Linked DNA regions of Homo sapiens: region 2 is linked to region 1. A link is a loop called in an ENCODE intact Hi-C map of the cell type or tissue named here. Cell type or tissue: PC-9. All regions are shown on one strand. Each heading gives the region's core, and the rest is flanking DNA. Links, peaks and the distances in the headings are about the cores only.

The links. Peaks named below come from ENCODE experiments on the same cell type or tissue, not always from the same donor. Only the 100,000 strongest peaks of a DNase experiment are listed, where the experiment ranks them.
Region 2: a loop joins it to region 1, with 4 times the contacts of the local background. A loop is called at or near these places in 2 of 110 quality-filtered maps.

What each region holds. Positions count from the first base shown.
Region 1 is chr5:27,239,079-27,244,471 of GRCh38, reverse strand. No RefSeq gene overlaps it. Among named protein-coding and RNA genes, the nearest start is that of CDH9, 200 kb to the right of the region's middle. In PC-9, for the core only: no CTCF peak of the experiment used is centred there; a DNase peak (open chromatin) is centred at 2,441; H3K27ac peaks cover 966 bases.
Region 2 is chr5:27,469,815-27,475,207 of GRCh38, reverse strand. It overlaps PURPL (p53 upregulated regulator of p53 levels), which reads right to left and starts at 2,916. Exons shown (of 5, transcript NR_038848.1): 1 at 2,689-2,916. RefSeq lists a silencer at 2,444-2,651 and enhancers at 2,856-3,145, 2,706-3,225, 2,232-3,431. In PC-9, for the core only: no CTCF peak of the experiment used is centred there; no DNase peak of the experiment used is centred there.

The sequences.
Region 1 (5,393 bases), core at 316-5,315:
TCCTGACTTCAATTGATCCGCCCTCTTTGGCCTCCCAAAGTGCTGAGGTTACAGGCGTGAGCCACGGCGCCAGGCCATCAGGAAGGTTTTTAAGTAAGTTCCCTGCAATCTTCCCACCTCAGTCCTACCCAGACTTTCCGCTACATGTGTTATGTACCTTTCAATTATAGATTCTAGATGCATTTTCTTTACTTTTCTATCTCAAGACACACACACACACACACACACACACACTCACAGAGAGTTCCTTTGATTTCATAGTTTTTGATTGGAGCTCATGATTACTCCTTTTTCATTTAATTTCATTCATAGTCATTGACTAGTTCAGTTTTGACTAAGACCTTAGATTCTGTTTTTGACTAATTTTCACTCCACCACTTTTTAATTGAAATTTTCCTTCATCAAAATTCCCAAAATGCAACCCCCACTACCTTATATTTTGTTACTTCATTATCTGTTATAAAACAGAAGGGTCCAATTATACATTCAATATGCTATCTGAGTCTCGCAGAAAATTCACATTTTTATTTATATTGCATAAAAATCATGAGTCTGGTTTATGCCTTGTGATTGTCAGCCGAGGAATGGAATCAGAAGCTTATAAACTGTTGTAAGCTAATATATGAATTCACATTCACAATCTAAAGACAGATCCTTTTTTCTGTTTCTCAGAAAGAATGTTTCCCCTCTACACATTCTCACACATACTTTAGTTTTTTAACTTGCTGAGATGATAGTTTTACACATTCTGTTCTCTAGACAATCTCTAACCACCCTCACTAGCAACTAAAACATTTCTGAAAAAAGGGAGGAGTTAGCTGGAATCACATGCATTACCACTGCCAGTTCAGAACTCCTCAAAACTATCAATGTCCCCCCAAACGGAGGAAATCTGAGAAATGGTCACAGCCAAAAGGAGCCTACATGGTCACTAAATGTAATGTCGTATTCTCCATGAGATTATGGAACAGAAAAGGGACATTTAAGTCTTGTGTCCTCCACTCCATTTGTTAAAATAAAAATTTTAACTTAAAATAGTTTTTGATTTACAGAAAAAGCTGTAAAGATAGTTGAAAGAATTCTCACGTACCCTTCGCCTATTTTACTTTACTAGTAACATCTCATTCTAGTATCCTACACTTGCCAAAATGAATAGACTAATACTGATATATTGTTGTTAACTAAAGTTTAAACGTTATGCAGAGTTGTTTTGTTTTGCTTTCACCTAATGTTCTTTTCCTGTTGCAGGATTCCATATAAGATATTACATTATATTTACCAGTCATGTTTGCTTATACTCCTCTTGGTTGTGACAATTTCTTGGGCTTTATTTTTTAATGACTTTGACAGTTTTGAACAGTGCTGGTCAGGTATTATGTACAATGCCTTCAACTGGAATTATCTAGGATTTTTCTCATGACTATATTGGGGAATGGATTTTAGGGAGAGGACCACAGAGGTAAAACGTCACTCTTATCACATCAGATCAAGGGTACATATTTTCAATATGTCTTATCTCTATTCATATTAATCTTGATCTCCTGGATGAGGTAGTGTTTTTCAGATTTTGTCATTACAATTTACTCTTTCTCCCCCATTTTATAGTATACTTTTTGTATAGAAGAAAGTCAATACAGGCAACAACTTAAGAAATGGAAAGTTATACCCCACCGCTTTGAGGGCAGAATATCTCTATAAATTATTTGATTTTTTTACATAAGATATTTATCTATTATTCCTTTCTTCATTCATTTTTCCCTTTTTTTAAACTTTTATTTTAGATTCAAGAGTACATATGCCGATTTGTTACCTGGGCATATAGCATAATGCTGAGGTTTAGGGTACAAATTATTCCATCTACCCTGAGCGTAGACTTCAACAGTTCATTTTTCAACACTTACTTCCTCCCTGCCTATCCTCTCTAGTAGCATCCAGTGTCTATTATTGCCATCTTTATGTCCATGAGTACTCAGTGTTTAGTTTCCACTTACAAGTGAGAACATGTGGTATTTGGTTTTCTCTTCCTATGTAAATTAGATTGAGATAATGGCCTCCAGCTGCATTCATGTTGCAGCAGAGGACATGATTTCATTCTTTTTTATGGCTACTAGTATTCCATGGTGTATATGTACCACATTTTCTTTATGCAGACCGCTGTTGATGGGCACCTATGTTGATTCCATGTCTTTGCTATTATGAATAGTGCTGCAATGAACATGCCAGTGCAAGTGTCTTACTGGTAGAATGATTTGTTTCCTTTTGGATATATACCCAGTAATGGGATTGCTAGGTCAAACGGTAGTTCTGTTTTAAGTTCTTTGAGACTTCTCCAAATTGCTTTCCACAGTGACTGAAGTAATTTACATTCCTACCAACAGTGTATAAGCATTTCTTTTTCTCCAGAGCCTCACTAGCATCTGTTATTTTGCAACTTCTTAATAATAGTCATTATGACTCATGTGAGATGGTATCTCATGGTGGTTTCGACTTGCATTTCTCAGATGATTAGTGAGGTTAAGTATTTTTTCTTCTGTTGCAATTACTTTTAAGGACTTGGTCGTAAATTATTTCTCAAGGCCAGTGTCCAGAATAGTGTTTCCTAGGTTTTTATCTAGGATTCTTATAGTTAGAGGTCTTACATTTAAATCTTTAATCCTTCTTAATTTTTTACATGGTGAAAGGTTAAGTGTTCAGTTTTATTCCACTGCATATGGCTTGCCAGCTATCCCAGCACCATTGAATAGGAAGTCCTTTCCCCATTGCTTATTTTTGTTGACTTTTTTGAAGATTAGATGGCTGTAGGTGGGCAGCTTTATTTCTGGGTTCTCTATTCTGATCCATTGGACAATGCGTCTGTTTTTGTATCAGTGTCGTGCTATTTTGGTTACTGTAGCCTTCTAATAGTGTTTAAATTCAGGTAAGGTGATGCTTCCAGCTTTCTTATTTTTGCTTAGGATTGCTTTGGCTATTCAGGCTCATTTTTGGTTCCATAAGGATTTTAGAATAATGTTTTTTTTTCTAGTTCTGTGAAAAATGACACTGGTAGTTTGATAGTAAAAGCACCGAATATGTAGATTGCTTTGTACAGTTTGACTATTTTAAAAATATCAGTTCTTCCAATCCACGAGTATGGAATGTTTTTGCATTTGTTTGTGTCATTTATGGTTTATTTTAGCAACATTTTGTAGTTCTTTTTGTAGAGATCTTTGACCTCTTTGTTTACATGTATTCCTAGGTGTTTGTGTGTGTGTGTGTGTGTTTGTGACTATTGTAAGTAGGACTGAATTCTAGATTTGGCTCTCAGCTTCAACGTTATTGATATATAGAAATGCTACTTATTTTTGTATATTGATTTTACATCTTGAGACTTTACTGAAGTCATTTATCAGTTCTGAGAGCATCTTCACGGAGTCCTTAGGGTTTTCTAGGTATATAATCATATCATCCATGAAGAGAGACATTCTTCTCATCTGCACACAGGAAATACTACAAGGTCAACCACATTCTCAGACACAAAGCAAATCTCAATGAATTAAAAAAAATTGAAATCATATCAACCATACTCAGAGACTACAATGAAATAAAAATAGAAATCAATACCAAGAAGATTTCTCAAAACCACACAATTAAATGGAAATTAAACAAGTTGCTCCTGAATGTCTTTTGGGTAAACAATGAAATTAAGGAAGAAACAAAAAACATTTTTTTTTAATAAATGGAAACAGAGATGCAACAGATCACAATCTCTGGGATGCAGCAAAAACAATCTTAAGAGGAATGTTTATAGCACCAAATGCCTATATCAAATAGTTAGAAAGATTTCAAATTAAAGATGTAACGTCACACCTAGAGGAACTAGAAAACAAGAACAAACTAACTCCAAAGCTAGCAGAATAAAATGAATAACTAAAATTAGAGTTGAACTGAACAAAATCAAGACCCCAAAATCCATACAAAGAATCAACAAAACCAAAAGCTTTTTCTTTGAGAGGATAAACAAGATCAATTGACCATTAGTTTGATTAACAAAAAAAAGACATAGTCCAAATAAACACAATTAGAAACAACAAAGATGACATTAAAACTGATCCCACAGAAATACAAAAGATCCTCAGAGACTATTCCAAACACCTGTATATACACAAAAGAAAATCTAGAAGAAATGGATAAATGTCTGGAAACATATAATCTCCCAAGATTGAGTCAGGAAGAATTTGAAACATTGAACACTCCAATATCAAGTTCCAAAGTTGAATCGGTAATAAAAAAAATACAACCCCGAAAAGCCCCAGACTGAATAGATTCACAGCTGAATTCCACCACACATACAAGGAAAAGATGGTACCAATTCCACTGGAACTATTCCAAAATATCAAGGAGACAGGAACACTCTCTAACTTATTCTGTGAATCCAGCAGCACCCTGATACCAAAAGCTGGCAAAGACACAACAAAAAAAGAAAACTACAGGCCAATATCCCTGATGAACATAGACACAAAAATCTTCAAAAAGATACTAGCAAACTGAATCCAATGGCACATCAAAAAGTTACTTCACCATAATCAGGCAGACTTCATTCCTGGGATGCAAGGTTGGTTCAACATATGCAGATCAGTAAATATGTTTCTCCACATAAACAGAATTAAAAAGAAAAGTATATGACCATCTTAATAGATCTGGGAAAAGCTTTTATTAAAACCCCAAATCTCTTCATTACAAAAATCCTCAAGAAACTAAGCATCAAAAGAACATACTGCAAAATAATAGGAGCCATCAATGACAAACCCACAATCAATATCACACTGAAAAGGCAAAAGCTGGAAGTATTCCCCTAGAAAACTGGAACAAGACAAGGATGCCCACTCTTACCACTCTTATTCAACACAGTACTGGAAGTTCTAACCAGGCCAATCAGGCAAGAGAAAGAAATAAAAGGCACCCAAATAGGAAAATAAGCCATCATTCTTTTATGTAATTATTTATTTATATGATTATAGACTCCTAACTATTGTTTCACTTGCTTTCAAAACCTATTTTTTAAATATACATGGGGTAATAACTCCTTCTTAGTATACACCATTTAAAAAATCATCCATTGAATCCATTATTTATCATACACTGCTCTTGTTTTTATTACCTAATCATTGATCACACTGTTCTGTATCTTTCTGGTAGCATTTTCTCACCCTAATAACTTTATATATGCTGTTATTTAAAATTGAATGTAGGTCAAACACTTTATTGCCCCTCTCTATAATTTTAAATGTAGCCTTTCAGAGAGGGGCTGACCTAAGTGCAATGCCCTGAATGTTTATGCCCCCCTCAAATCCATGTGTTGAAATCCTAATCCCCAAGGTGATGGTTTTAGGAGGTGGGCTGCTAAGAGGTGTGAC
Region 2 (5,393 bases), core at 293-5,292, 230 kb before region 1:
ATGAGCCCTGTATGTTTTTCCTTTATTCCAATGTCACAATCTCCAAAGTTATCAGAAGCCTGCATTTGAGAACACCTGTCAAAGTTCCATAGCTGATTATAAACATCATGTGAAGAGGATAGGATCAAAACAAGACAACAATGGTTTGTGAGTAACAAAATGTCCAGGGTAGTTGCAGTCAGAAACATGATTGACAAATAAATTTGGTTATCTCCATGGTTTACAATAATTTAACATAATAGCTATAATTATGATTGATAGTATATGCTCAAACATTAGAATTTTTTAAATCCCATAAAAGTTTGGAACTATACATTAGTATTATTATTAGTACTATTAGTATTATTCACAAAAATACAACCGAAAAAGGATTGAACACCGTTTTGTCAATCCCATGTACCTAAAACATACCAGATAATCCATTTACCTTACTTTTTTTGATGCTGCAGGTGTCCTCTGTAGCATCCAAAAGTCTGGTATCAAGAAAGACAATTTTGAAACTGAAGTTTGATTTTGGGAAGGCTGTTAAGTATGTTAGGGATTTAAAATACTTGATGTTATGAAATAGGATTCCAGATTACCATGTTATTTACTTTGCTAAAATGATGACTCAGAAATTCTAAAAGCAAAAATCTGTTATAACACTTTACAAATTTTGCTGAAGAGTAGCTTACTGCTTTAAGAGTGCCTTGTTATGCTTTTATTTCAATGCTGAATTTACAGAAAAACCATATAATATTCTTTGAATTTAGTCAATATGTTCACACATGGGATTTCCTTTGCAAGGTTAATTTTTGCAATCCTTCCACAACTTGTTTGAACTTTTACTGTTATCTTATTTAATTCAAAACAATCTTTTAACCTTAGGCAGAATTTTACATTTCTATGCCTTCTTATAATCTTTTACTAAAAACATATTTTACTGTTCTCACATAACTCAAATGTAAATATATTTTTAGTGGTCTCAATTACATGTTATAATGGTAACTCCTAGCAATTTTTACCTTTAAAGTAAAACCTGGTAAGTTGTTTTAATTATGTGCTAGGGGCAGCCAAGGTTTGACTCCTTCCAGCACAACTAAGGGCGTGGTTAGTAACATATGTCTCCGGGCCTTACCAGTTGTGAAGCCAGCAAATTGAATCATTCTCAAAAAGCATTTTATAGCCTTAAAACATTTAGCAAACCTAGTATCTGACGTGCATAATTTAGTCCACCTATTTAAATTTTGATGACATATGCATTTCACCAAATAATCTTTAAGGCTGTTTTTATTTCTCAAAGATTAAAGTCATGAGAACTAAAAGCTACCACAGCTTTTATCTTTCCATTAAAAAATATTTGATCCAAGTGCTTATTTTTCTTTAGGCCAATTAATTAGAGCTGTTTTTATAAACATCACAAATACAACACATATATAACTACACAGCCAGGCAGAAGAAAACTCAGCAGCCACAAGGTTTTTCATTTGCCAGTCTCCTAATAGGATTATTGTCCTCCAGGCGGATCCCTTTAAGAGACAGGGCTAGGAAAACATGCTGCTTCTAGGGCGTAATAAACAGGCATAATTGGGAAGCAAAAACAGATTTTGAGAGGGATCTATCTGCTTTTAATTCCTGGGGTTCCATGAGGAAAACAGATTTCTTCCCAAAAAGGGGTCAGTGGTGCCTTCTGTTTTTCTCAAGGAGTCCCATGCACCCCAGAGTTACCTTAGAGCCTCACGTGCATGCATCAAGAGTGGCAAGACAAAATGGAGAAAAAGAATTCGGCCAACTGAGAAAAAACCCTTTTTCCAGCAAAACAAAATCCAAGGGGGAAAAAAATTAAATAAATAAAGGCCTTTCAAATATGCCTATAACTTGGATATACACTTTTAATTAAGCTGTGTGCTCTTTAAGAAAATTGTTTTAAATCCCTTGTTATCTGGTTTTAGTTATGCCGAGCAGCCAATATTTCTGGCTTTCAAACTTTACTAAAGGCTCAGGGAAAGAAAAATCCAAGGCTGTTGAGGGGAAAAGAATCAACAAATTGCAAAGGTCATCCAGATATCAAATCAGAAGGAGTTTATTCCTTAAGCCAGGATTGAACCCAGCTGCCACTGTAAAATGGTGGAGGCTAAACGAAACATTGCCATGAGGTTACAGGTCACACTTGAAAGACGTAAAACTAGATGGAGACCTGCGGCAAAGTTGCTACTGACCATACAGAAAGCCATGCAAAGCACACTAGATTGGCTACAGATTAAAATCAACCTCATGAATCATTTTTAATAATTAAAACTTTACAGAGAATATAAACAGTGATCCTTATAATTCCTGGCCTAGTAAAATGTCTTCTAAAAGGAAAAAAAAAAAACAAAACTCTCACTTAAAAGTTAACTGCTGGCAGGGTAGAGAAAGGCAGAAAAGTTTAAAGTGCAGAGTTGGAAAGATGCCTGCAGGAAGAAAATCTTATTCTTATGGAAATGGGTTCCTCCAGCAGGGCGAGGAACTTAAGAGGGGAGCAGGGAGCCTCTGGTTCACCTGTCTATCCCTTAAAAACAGGAAAAGGCTGATATTCCCGACCGCTGGAAGAGACAGGAGTGGAGGGGAGGGAGGTACAATTTCCCCTACTCTCAGAAAAAGTCCGACGACACAAAGGCTTAGAAGGTAAAGGAAAAAAAGGGGCGTTTTTGTTCGCATCTTACTCACCATTTCTCAAGCCCCGTGTTTGGGTGCCAAAATGTTGCAGAATTGTGCTCCTTAGTTCAGCTAATACCTGGGTTCTTTTCACACGACCAGGAATATTTAGGCACACGGGCACATTGAAGGGTCAGTAGAGCAGGGCTCTATTGGGCAAAAAGGAAAACAAACAAAAAACTATTTGCAAAGCAAGAGGGGTTCCTGCTACATAGCACCACCTCACACATTGATTCCCAGGTCACCACAAGAGCTCAAGAGGGCAGGCTCCTCCCCTTTGCAAGGCATGAATTCCTCATGGCTCCACCCACTTGCCCCAGTGAGCATGTCAGGCTCCAGTCCACTGTGGGCATGCCCAGACAAGCCCTGGGCAGGTTCCCTCATCTGCACAAAAGCATCTAATGTAAACACTTGTGAAGAAGGCCAGAAATTCTCTAGGGACCCCTTTTTATCTGCCTAGGCATTTTGCTCCCACTTACACTATTTGGAATTTGCTGAGCTTCTTTCATTCGTAAATGTATGTCATTGACTGTACTGCAGATTTTGAAAGTCTTTGGGTATTTAGAAGTATGCCCCAATTTTAACTTTGGGTACCGAAATTACAAATACGTTAGACCTTTTAATATTGTCCTTCACGTTTTGAGGTTTCCTTATTTTTCTGTTTCAAAGTATCTCTTTAGTCTCATTCATTGTTCTGTGTTCTTTATATTGGGGAATGGCTATTGATCTATTAATTTGTACCATTTTCTTTATATTCAAAGTTGATTCCTTGTAGGCAATAAGAAGTTAGATCTGGCTTTTTGGACATACTATTTTATGTTCAACATATTTTCCTACTATTATTCTTTTTTTGCTGTTGAACTTAATAAATGTTTAATTTCAGATATTTTATTTTTCATTTAAAAAATTTCCATTTGCTTCCTTTGTAACATTCCTTTGTCTCTGCTAATATTTACTGAATGTCCATTACTTGTTTTTGTTTTTGCTTTTTTCCTAGCCAAATTGACAGCAGAGTGTCTAGCAAGACTTGTAGTCACCTATGCTTTTCCACTCTGTGAATGGGAAAAAATATCCCAAGGAAAAAAAAAATAATGCAAATCACTTTAATAACAGTTGCTTTTTCAAATTTTGGCATCTCTTAAAAAAAACTAACTTGTTTATTTTCAGAGTTTTCAATTAGGGTATTTTTAATTTACTTTTTTTACTCTAAAAAATGTATCCAAAGTTCCCCGTCTCTACTTAGAAAAACTACAAAAATTAGCCAGGCGCGGTGGCAAGCGCCTGTAATCCCAGCTACTCAGGAGGCTGAGGCAGGAGAATCACTTGAACCCAGGCAGCAGAGGTTGAAGTGAGCCGAGATCTTGCCACTGCACTCCAACCTGGGCGACAGAGTGAGACACCGTCTCAAAAAAAAAAAAAGTATTCAAAGTTTATAGTTACAATTAGTAGGATGGATGGACTATGGGGAGCTTTCACTGCCAAAGATGAACCAGAATTTCAGGGTTGTATTTTTGCTTTTGTTTTTATTTTTTGAGATTAACTTTAAAATAACTTTATTAAGTCTGCTTTCTGATATTCCACTTACTATAAAAAAGAATTTTATCCAAACAATAAATTAATTTTAATAGACAGGTTTAGAATATTTGTTATTTAGTGTTCATATAAAGAAAACAAATATAGATTTTATTTAGTCTTCTTGTCCTATTATACACATATAAATATATAATTAAAATAAAGCTCTTTAATTTTGTTCCATTTGATCGTGTATTTGTCTTATAGAACCCTTTCTATTTATTGTTTTCTTCCTTCCATTTTGTTGCAATAATGAAACATTGTTATCTATCATTTACTCTCTAAGTACTTTGCTGGTATAAGGACAGGTTATAAACTTTGTATAAATACTTATACTTAACTGATTTCTTAAACTTTAATTTTTTTCGAAGACATAGAATTATGTCATTTAAATTATTTTGTATCAGGCTTTCCAATTTTTTACAACTTAGTTGCTTTTATTTAATTTCATGATCAAGTTAATAAAAATTGAGACATTTCATACAATTTTATCTTTACATATTATACTGGGCTTTGTAGCATCCATTGAAATAATTAATGACATTATCTTAACATTTTTGGAGGTAATATTAATACAATAGATTTCTCCTCATTGATGCACTGTCTCACATGAAGAGAGAATGCTCTATCTCTATTACTGATGCTTCCTCACTGTAACACTTTGTTACCTATCCACTCCTAATTTCATTCTATTCATGATGTGTAGATGAGTTAATGTTAATTGATAAGTTGAGGAAGACAAATTCTTTATAAAGAATACAACTCTCTGTTTTATTTTTCTTTGGAACTAAGAGATTCTCAAAGGCCATATGCACTGCTGTTTCCTCTGGCCCATAGTAAAACAGCTTATTCCTGGGGAAGAATCTGTTTAGACAGAACACCCTTGAACAATTCTGGAATCTAGCATTATAAGCTCCCTTCCCCACAAGAAAGCACTAATCATGTAGAATCTGGTTTAACTTTACTGGTTTCTTATCCAGTTTCTCATTTGATTAAGAACTTGGGCATACAAGAGTGGTGTTATTTATCAACCCCCTTGGTACACCAGCATTTTATTGCTCTTAATTTAATTGAGTATACTATCAATCAACTGAGTTTTACTTAATCATATATGAGATATTCTGATATTTTTAGTAATTGTCAAC